Linked DNA regions of Homo sapiens: region 2 is linked to region 1. A link is a loop called in an ENCODE intact Hi-C map of the cell type or tissue named here. Cell type or tissue: PC-9. All regions are shown on one strand. Each heading gives the region's core, and the rest is flanking DNA. Links, peaks and the distances in the headings are about the cores only.

Region 1 (5,388 bases), core at 325-5,324:
TAGGAGTTCAAGACTAGCCTGGTCAAGTGAAACCCCATCTCAACTGGTGAAACCCCATCTCAACTAAAAATACAAAAAAAAAAAAAAAAAAAAAAAAGCTGGGTGTGGTGACACGCACCTATAGTCCCAGTTACTTGGGTGGCTGAGATGAGAGAATCGCTTGAACCTTGGAGGCGGAGGTTGCAGTGAGCCAAGATTGCGCCACTGCACTCCAGCCTGGGTGACAAACTGAGACTTCATCTCAAAAAAAAAAAAAAAAGTATCTACTGCAATATAAGATGCAAGTTTTGGGGATATTACACTATAGGTTATCAGAAAACTTATGCAGGTAAAAAGCAAACTGCCTTTAGAGCTAATTTAGGAAAACATTGTATTTTCTGAGTGATAAGATATTTGGGAAGAAACTTGTCTTTTCTTGACTTGTAGCCATTACTGGAACTGTGCCTCATCTAGACTTGCATGGTAAAATGTAGTAGCCAATAGCCACATGTGGCTATTGAGCACTTGAGATGTGGCTAGTGTGAATTAAGATGTGCTTTACACTATTCACCATAACAAAGACATGGAATTAACCTAATTGCCCATCAGTGATAGACTGGATAAAGAAAATGCGGTTCATATATACCTGGGATACTATGCAGACATAAAAAGGAATAAGATCAGGTCTTTTGCAGGACATGGATGGAGCTAGAGGCCATTATCCTCAGCAAACTAACACAGGAACAGAAAACCAAATACCACATGTTCTCACTTATAAGTGAGCTAATGTCTTTCAATAAGAACTTTTAATAAGAGCTCACTTTTAAAGTGAGCTAATAAGACATTAGCTCACTTATAAGAGAGCTAAATGATAAGAACATATGGACTCATAGACGGGAACAACACACACTGGGGCCTTTCAGAGGGTGGACGATGGGAGGAGGGAGAGGATCAGGAAAAATAACTAATGAATCTAGGCTTAATACTTGGTTGAGGAAATAATTTATACCACAAACCACCATGACACAAGTTTACCCATATAACAAACCTGCAGATGTACTCCTACACACGTAACTTTTAAAATAAAAGTTTAAAAAACAAAGATGTGCTACAGGTAAAAAATACATACTAGATTTCAAAGACTGAGTATGGAAAAAAGAATGTAAAATGTCTCAAGTCGTTTTATGTTGATTACATGGAAAAATGACAATACTTTTTATATATTAGATTAAATAAACTACATTGCTGAAATCCCCCTTTTGATCTTTTAATGTACTACTAAAAAGAATAGTGATATATGTGGTTTGCATTTGTGGCTTACATTAGATTTCTATTGCATAGCTTTTGTCTGAATACATTTTTTTTTTTGATCAAAAGAAATGAGTAGCTGGTCAGGAAACTTCATGCTTTTTTTTTTTTTTAAATAGAGTCTCACTCTGCTGTCCAGGCTGGAGGCTGGAGTACAGTGGCACAATCTTGACTCACTGTAACCTCTGCCCACCAGGTTCAAGCGATTCTTGTGCCTCAGCCTCCTGAGTAGCTGGGATTACAGGCATATGCCAGCATGCCTGGTTAATTTTTATATTTTTAGTGGAGACAGGGTTTTGCCATGTGGGCCAGGCTGGTCTCAAACTACTGGCTGCAAGTGATCTGCCTGCCTCAGCCTCCCAAAGTGCTGGAATATAGGCATAAGCCACCACGCCTGGCCTCACATTTTGTTTTGCTAAGACATTAACAATAGATGAGGAAAGTCTTTAAGACAATTTGTGTTATTTTTTGGCATATTCATAAACTGGAAAGGCAGAATTGGCTTATTTGCCTTGTAGTGACACCAGAAACAGGTGTTACAGTACAGCATTTCTCAAAATGAACCCTTAAATTATTTGTACCCATGACACAATACTTTCAATCTTATTTTTTTACTAGTAAAATCAAAGTCTCTCTGTTACTTTTTATTAGTGGGATTTCAAGTATAGTATAATCTGGCAAGTACCAAAAGTGTTCCAGGCAAGGGAAGACTATTTCCCACTTCTCCCACTGAACTGAAATTCATTCACTCATCGATCTATTCATCACCAAACATTCACTGAAATTTTTGTATGTGCACGTCTCATGTTAGTGATAAAGGTTTAATATATATTTTAATAGCAGTCGACCAGGAGGAGTTTAAAACCTTTTGCAATGACAGATATATAATTAATAATTACCAAAAAGTATGATCAGGGCATCAGTGTTAAAATATGCATTAAAACAATATTTTGTTAGATTTTGCCTAAGTAGAAAGGTTAAAGAAAGCATCACAAATAAAGTTAATAATTGCACTGAATCCTGATGTTCAAAAAGAAATTTTTCACATGGAAGGAGGAAGATAAACATTTATTAACACCTGCCATGTACCATAACCCAAGATTGAGCACTTTCACATGAATTGTCCCTTTAAGACCATAGTTACGTGATATTACCATTAGTCTCCTTATTCTTATAAAAAGAATGGAGAGAATCATTTCATTATAAATAATAAGTGCTGTATCAGCTGTGATTTTCATCATGGTAGACACCGAAGAAATGCCTGCTAAAAATGAGTGGGAAAAAATAGGGTTATATAGATTCGTGATCAGAAAATGTCAGAGCTGGGAGAGATTCACAATTTCATGTGATCCAACTGTCTCTTTTTGAAGATGAAGCCCAGAGAATTAATTGACTTGCTTAAGGTAAATAAATAACAAAGGAAGATAGAGTCGCCACCTAGAGGTTCTGTTCTGAATTGCAGAACTTTTTTTTTTCTTTTTCCTTTTTCTTATAGTTCATGGCCACGAGTAGTTAGTTGACAAGCTTTTAGCCCATGACTACAGAAAAGAATTTCATCAAAACCTGCACTCTGGCAACAACACACTTCAAACAATGCTCACGATGTATTGCAAGCTTTCAGATTACTTGTAAAAGATTCCCATCTGTATTCTACTGATTAGAGTTGTAATTATAATATTAACATTTAATCATATTCTCTTTTTGGAAATTCTGATGATTTTTTTCATCTGCTTCCAGTGAATCAATTTGACAAATAATTATTGGGCTAACTTTGAATGAAGCACTTGGCTGAGAATTTGAATATAAATAATAGACTGGACTCTGGATCCAAGGGCTTTAGAGTTGTTAGAAGAAACATACCTGCAAACAATAATAGATAGCGAGCACTTGAATTCTTCCAAGTGACTTATACCTACAATTTTATTTAACATTTACAGCTATTCTATGAAGTGTACACTGTTATGCATCTCAGTAAAGAGGAAACTGTGGAAAAATAAGTAACTTTCTCAAAGCCACACAGCCAGAAAATGGGAGAGCCATGATGCAAACCCAGTCAGTATGACTCCAGAGTAGTCATTCCTTATCACTAAGCTACACTACCTCCTACTCAATCCACATAAATATAGTTCAATACACAATAAAGTGTATGCAAATCCTGTGGATGCACAAGGAAGGTGAAGAGGGTCATAGATGACTTCATGAAAGATGTGCCTTCGGTGGCAAACCTGGAAAAACAAAGTAGAGAGAGCTTGAAAAGAGAGGAGGAGAGATATTCCAAACTCGTGGAGGCAAGGCCTATGAGAGCTTGAGAATGGCCAAGAGAATGTTGGTTTCTAAGCACAGAATGAACAGAAAGAAGGGAGCTTGAAGAGGTAGGCTTGGTCCAACTATGAGGAACCTGAGTATTAGACTATAGGATTTGAAGCCTTCTTCTTTAGAAATGAACAGGTACAAAAAATGTTTGAGGATAAGGGAGACTAGAATCAATTTATTTTAAGAATAATCACCTAGGGAATAGTGTGAAGAATTAGAGGCAGGGGGATTGTGTATGCCTTTAATATTAAAATTAAGAGTCAGAATGAAGGGAACACCAAGAGCAATGGAATTACGTGAAAAATTATAGATGCAGATTCGACAAGACTTCATGGGAGTCACGCTTTTAAAAACATGGGTTGAAAAGATTGGCAATTAAGTCGGACTTTCTGCCTGGGTTAAAGAGAATGAACATGTGCTGAGATCAGAAAAACAAAAATGAAGGCAGGTTTGGGAAGGGGTAAGAAAATGAGTTTAGATAAATTGTACCTCTTTGATTTATTCTGAGTGGGAGTAGGGTGCTGGTGGTGGTTATAACATAGAATAAAAAATAGACTTCTCTTTAAAGTGCTTAAGGGGTAGTAACAGAGATAATAAGCATATAAATATTTATGAGTCAAAACGTAATAAGCCACATAAAAAAGGTACTCTGAGAATTAGGAGAAAAAGATGGGATTTTATCTGAGCAGAGAATTTCAGATGGACCCTGGAGAATAGTAAGAATAAGAATAAAACTGTCCAAGAAGAGAAGTAGAATATGCAAAAAGGGATAAACTGAGAGTGTACAGAATAATTTAAGTGCACTTTGGCTGTAGAAGATCCACAGTAGACCAGTTGTCAAATTGGCTTGGAACCATCCATTTGGGCCCTGATGCCAGGCCAAGAAATTTGGAGAGACATTGATTTTAAAAATTGAACAAAAAGGCCGGGCGGGTGGCTCATGCTTGTAATCCCAGCACTTTGGGAGGCTGAGGCAGGTGGATCACGAGGTCAGGAGTTCGAGACCAGCCTGACCAACATGGTGAAACCCTGTCTCTACTAAAAATACAAAAATTAGCCAGGCGTAGTTGTGCGCACCTGTAGTCCCAGCTACTCGGGAGGCTGAGGCAGGAGAATCGCTTGAATCTGGGAGGCGGAGGTTGCACTAAGCCAAGATCGGGCCACTGCACTCCAGCCTGGGTGACAGAGCGAGATTCCATCTCAAAAAAAGAAAGAAAGAAAGAAAGAAATACATAAAATTAAATTAAAAAAATTGAACGAGAAAATAAGGCACTAATAAGGTGCTAAAAATCATACTAGGAATGAACTTAGAGTGAGTGATATTAGAGAAACTAAAGGCAGAGGGACTCGCTCAAAAGCCCTTAAATAATCCTGTTAAGGGCTGGTGAGGCCTTGAATAAAAGCTAAATTTCACTGTGGATATAAAAGTAATGGCACACTGTAATTAATGTGATGAAAATGACGTAGGAGGAGAGGGGAATCAATAGTGTCTTTGAGTTTTGAGAGAACAGTAATAAGAGTAATAGACACAGGAAAAGTGGTGAGTGGAAACAGGATTGAGATTCATGTTTTGAGTCTGAAGCTGACAATGTAAGTCTAGATCTCTTTCATTAACTGCTGTGCATCTGGCTACATGCACACTGAATTGCAAAATGATTGTAGGCTGAGCCAAAACTAGACATAAGCTTTTATGATGACCAACATCTTATGTTATTCTTTAGTTTCTTGGAGCATCGACACAATCTGAATATAACATTATGCTTTAAAACATGACATTCAGAAACAAGT
Region 2 (5,388 bases), core at 302-5,301, 160 kb before region 1:
TGCTGTTTTAATATTGATTATATCATACTGGCTTAGAATATGATTTAAAGACTTCACATTTAAGACACTGCTTAGCCTGGAGGATTAAGAGCAAGGAGACTGAAGAGAACCCACTGAGAAAATGAGATGTCCAAGGGACGAGGTATGAATTGGAATCAAGTCATCAACTAGGAATAATAATATGGACACTGATAACAATAATAATAATAATAACTAATATTACTGACTGCTTTATATATGGTAGGGATTGTTATTTAATTCTCACTACTGTCTCTATGAATTAGGAACTTTTACCATCCAATTTTACAGATAAAGGAACTAAGTGGTTTTGGACTTGTGGGGCTTACATTTTCTATAGGGATCCAAATTGAGTTGCCCGATAGGCATTTGGACATATGAATCAGAACCTCAGGTGGAATATCTGGTCTGGAGTTATAGATCTGGGAGCGAGCTGTTAGACTATAATTGATAATTCAAGTCACAGAAGTACATGAGATAAAGTTTTACGCCACTGGATGGGAAATTACCTTTGGATTTTTGGTCATTAATGATCACAGTAAAAACTAATTTGGGGCAGGGCGTGGTGGCTCATGCCCGTAATCCCAGCACTTTAGGAGGCCAAGGCAGGCAGATCACCTGAGATTGGGAGTTTGAGAACAGCCTGCCCAACATTGTGAAATGCCATCTCTACTAAAAATACAAAAATTAGCCAGGCATGGTGGCACACGCCTGTAATCCCAGCTACTCAGGAGGCTGAGGCAGGAGAATCGCATGAACCCAGGAGGCGAAGGATGCAGTGAGCTGAGATCGTGCCTCTGCACTCCAGCCTGGGTGACAGAGCAAGACTCCTTCTCAAAAAAAAAAAAAAAAAAGACTAATTTGGAACCATGGAAGGGACCAAAGCTATGTGGTGCTGGACTAAAGAATGAAGTGTACTCTTCTAAGATGTTTACCTATTAATAAAAAAGAGAAACAGATTAATCATAGTTTCATTTTAACAAACTATCTGGCCATGGAGAAAGTTGTTAAATAGGCACATTGACTGATAGTATGACTGGAAGTGCCAACATCTCAGCTTTTATCTAACAAATAGGCCTTTGTTACCTTTTGAAAGTAGTAGAAATACAGTATTAAAACTGCAGCTGTTTCTTCCATCTTCTTCAGTCTTGGCTTAGGAAAAGAATACCATGCAGAACCCGTGATGAAATAAATTATTAACAGACCCTACAATCTTTTTACCTAGACCTTAGAAAAATAATTATGAATCCCCCAATTACATGTTAACAATGAGCAATGATTGATATGAATTTGAGGATCTATGTTTATTAGATGAAGATCATCACTAAAAAATCCAATTTATTCATAAATAAATGAATAAATTACCCTTTTATTTATTTGTCTTTGTTGAGACTTACAACAGTCTCATGTTCACTCATTTTAAGATTCAAATAACTAAGCAATATTGCACTTATATTAGAAAACAATCATCCTTCTGGATTTTCTGTCTAATAACAGACAATAAAAATGTGCAAAATAATTAGCAATTTAAAATATAAGTGAGAAATTTTGTACATCTTACAGAATGATTGGATAAATTTAAAATTATATTTTAGTAATCACTGGTAATGTCATTGCAAAGATATGAACTTGCATGAAATTGTTCTGGCCCTTATTCTGTAATGGGCATTGCCATCTGTTCAGCATAATCAGTTCTTTCATACTTCCCTGATAAATGAAAACAATACAAATTTCTATTGAAACAATATATCAGGGAAAGAATATGTTCTACTGAATGAGGAAACTAAAAAAAGAAAGTCATATTCAGCAACCTGGGATGATTTCTTTCAATTTTAAAAGTTCTGAGACCAATAACTTTCCTTAAGAGGAAAGCTTTATAAAATTGGTTGAAAATTCAACAAAAAATAGCTCCTGTTATCAAGTCCATAAGTATCTTATGTCCATTTAAAAACTGAAGGAATAGCTTTTTCCATAATCCTTTGACATTTTTATGCGCACTGCTTCCATGATCAAGCCATTTGGCAGTAATAAAACAGAAAGCTGGCTCAACCATTATCCTCCACATTAAAAAAAAAAACTGTTTTGTTCTTTTCTACTAATGCCAACTCATTTGATGATCTGCACACACATTAATTAGAGCTGTTAGGTATGTGCAGAATGTAATGTGTCAACCAGGTCAAGGCTGATTCTAGATGTGACTCACAGGCCAGAAATGAATGGCAATTTTTACTTTTCCTTAAGTGTGAATCCACACTTTCAATCAGTTTTTATCACCATGCATAATTCCACCTTTCATCTTCATTTTTATTACCAATAAAAATATCAGACCCTAACTTTCTATATGAATTTTTTTTCTGCTGCCTAAAGTCCCCATTTTCCTTCTTAAACTGTCAATGGCATTTAGTTTTTAACTTTTAAAATTACTCTTCAAAGGTTTTTATTGATTTGACACTTCTTCTCAATTTATTGGGCTTCTTCTCAATTCAGAAGTAGACAAAAAAGGAGACAAAAAGCAACTCACTGCTGTAAAGGGTGATAATAAAAGGGAAAGTGCAGAATGCTGCTAAATGATTGATAAGGAAATTCCAAGGTAAGTCTCCTGGGAACAGGAAAGTCCTCCTTGAAAATGCAGGCTTTAGTTAGAATCTTAAAGGAAAGGAGTCAGCTAGGAAGAGTCAGGCAAGGGGATAGAGAGAGTGTTCCAGGTAGAAACAGAATGCACAAAACATGCAAGATGAGCTTTTTTAATTTTTATTTTTTAAAGGCATATATGTCTCTGTTTTCAGCTAAATTGAGATCCCTGTGGACAAGAAGACAAGGCATAGATTTTTTCTTCTGTCTCTCGTATCTTTTAAAACACCTCCACTTAGTAACTTAATACAGGAATATCTCATTTTATACTGTTTAACTTAATTGTGTTTCACAGATACTGCAGTTTTTAACCAATTGAAGGTTTGTGGAAACTCTGTATCAAGCAAGTCTATTGGGGCCATTTTTTTTGTAACAGGATGTGCTCACTTCATGTCTCTGTGTCAGATTTTGATAATTCTCATATTATTTACAATATTTTTATTATTATTATACCTATTATGGTGATCTGTGATCAGTGACCTTTGATGTTACTTTTGTAATTGTTTGAGTGCACCATGACAATGAACTAAATCAATGAATGTGTGTTTTCCGAGTGCTCTACCAAATGGCCACTCCCCCATTTCTCTCCTGCTCCTCAGGCCTTTCTATGTCCTCAGACACAAGAATATTGAAATTAGGCCAATTAATAGCTCTGCCATGGTCCTTAATTGTTCAAGTGAAAGAAATGGTTAGATGTCTCTTACTTTTAATCACAAGCTATAAATGATTAAGCTTAGTGAGGAAAGAACATTGAAAGTTGAGACAGGTCAAAAACTTAGCCTCTTGCACCAGTTAGCCAAGTTGTGAATGCAAAGAAAAAATTATTTAAGAGAATTAGAAGTACTACTCCAGTAAATACATGCAAATAATAAGAAAGCAAAACAAACCTATTGCTGTTATGGAGAAAGTTTTAGTGGTATAGATAGAAGATCAAACCAGCCACAACATTCCCTTAAGCCAAAGTCTAATCCAGAACAAGGCCCTAACTCTTCAATTCTGTGAAGGCTGAGAGAGAAGAGGGAGCTGAGAGGAAAAGATTGATGCTACACAGGTTGATTTATGGGGATTAAAGAAGGAAGCCATCTCTAGAACATAAATGTGGAAGGTGCAGCAAGTGCTGATGGAGAAACTGAAGCAAGTTATCCAAAAGATCTAGCTAAGATAATTGATGAAGGTGGCTACACTAAACAACAGATTTTCAATGTAGATGAAACAGCCTTCTATTGGAAGACGATGCCATCTAGGACTTTCATAGCTAAAGAGAAGTAAATGCCTGGCATTTACTGGATAGGCTGACTCTCTTGTTAAGGGCTAATGCAGCTGGTGAATTTAAGTTGAAACCAATGTTAATTTGCCATTTCAAAAATCCCAGGGCTCTTAAGAATTATGCTAAACCTATTTTGCCTGTAATCTATAAACAAAACTACAAAGTCCTGATGACAGTACATCTGTTTACAGAATGGTTTCCTGAATCTTTTTAAGACCATATTGAGACTTACTGCTTAGAAAAAATATTTCTTTCAAAATATGACTGGTCCCTGGCCAGGCACTGCGGCTCACACCTGTAACCACAGCACTTTAGGAGGCTGTAGTGGGTTGATCACCTGAGGTCAGGAGTTAGAGAAGAGCCTGGCCAACAGGGCATAACCCTGTCTCTACCAAAAATACAAAAATTAGCTGGGCATGGTGGCAGATGCCTGTAATCCCAGCTACTCAGGAGGCTGGGGCAGGAGAATCACTGGAACTGGGGAGGTAGAAGTTGCAGAGAGCCGCGATTGTGCCACTGCACTCCAGCCAGGGTGACAGAGTGAGACTCCATCTCAAAGGAAATAAATAAAATAAAATAAAATATTACTGCTCCTTGACAGTGTACCTGGTCACTCAAGAGCCGTAATAGAGTTATGCAAAAATATTAATGTTGTTTTCATGTGTGCTAACACAACATTCATTCTATGGCCCATGGATCAAGAAATCATTTGACTTCCAAGTCAGATTATTTAAGAAATACATTTTGTAAAGCTATTGCTGCTATAGATAGTAATTCTTCATATGAATCTTTGCAAAGTAAACTGAAAACCTAGAAATGATTCACCATTCTAAACGTCTTTAAGAACATTCATGATTTGTAGAAGAAGGTCAACATGTCAATATTAACAAGAATTTGGAAGAAGTTCATTCCATCCCTCATGGATGACTTTGAGGGGGTCAGGAATTCAATGGAGGAAGTCACCGATTATGGGATAGGAATAGCAAAAGAACTGCTGAAGATATTGTGAACATTGTTGAAATGGCAACAAATGATTTAGAATATTACATAAACTTAGTTGATATAGAAACAGCAGGGTTTAAGAGGACTGACTCCAATTTTGAAAGTTATTCTGTGGATCAAATGCTATAAAACAAGATTTCATGCTCTTTTGTGATAGGAAAAGCCAATCGATATGGCAAACTTCAATGCTGTCTTATTTTAAGAAATTGCCACTGCCACCTTGGCCTTCAGCAACCACAACCATAATCAGTCAGCAGTCATCAACACAGAGGCAAGACACTCAACCAGGAAAAAGATTATGGCTTGTTGAAGGCTGAGATGATTGTTAGCATTTTTAGCAGTAAAGTATTTTTTAATTAAGGTATGCACATTGATTTTTTAAACATAATGCTATTGTACATTTAATATACTATTGTATAGGGTAAACATAACTTTTATATGAACTGAGAAGCTAAAAACTTCAGTGATTT

Evidence for each region. Peaks named below come from ENCODE experiments on the same cell type or tissue, not always from the same donor. Only the 100,000 strongest peaks of a DNase experiment are listed, where the experiment ranks them.
Region 2: a loop joins it to region 1, with 2.6 times the contacts of the local background. A loop is called at or near these places in 1 of 110 quality-filtered maps.

Annotation. Positions count from the first base shown.
Region 1 is chr7:19,752,047-19,757,434 of GRCh38, reverse strand. The region is part of intron 1 of TMEM196 (transmembrane protein 196); the gene reads left to right. All of the region lies in intron 1 of LOC107986774 (a long non-coding RNA gene), which reads right to left. Among named protein-coding and RNA genes, the nearest start is that of TMEM196, 19 kb to the left of the region's middle. In PC-9, for the core only: CTCF peaks have their summits at 2,497, 2,707 (motif pointing left) and 4,292; a DNase peak (open chromatin) is centred at 2,754.
Region 2 is chr7:19,913,003-19,918,390 of GRCh38, reverse strand. No RefSeq gene overlaps it. Among named protein-coding and RNA genes, the nearest start is that of TMEM196, 140 kb to the right of the region's middle. In PC-9, for the core only: no CTCF peak of the experiment used is centred there; a DNase peak (open chromatin) is centred at 2,230; H3K27ac peaks cover 1,198 bases.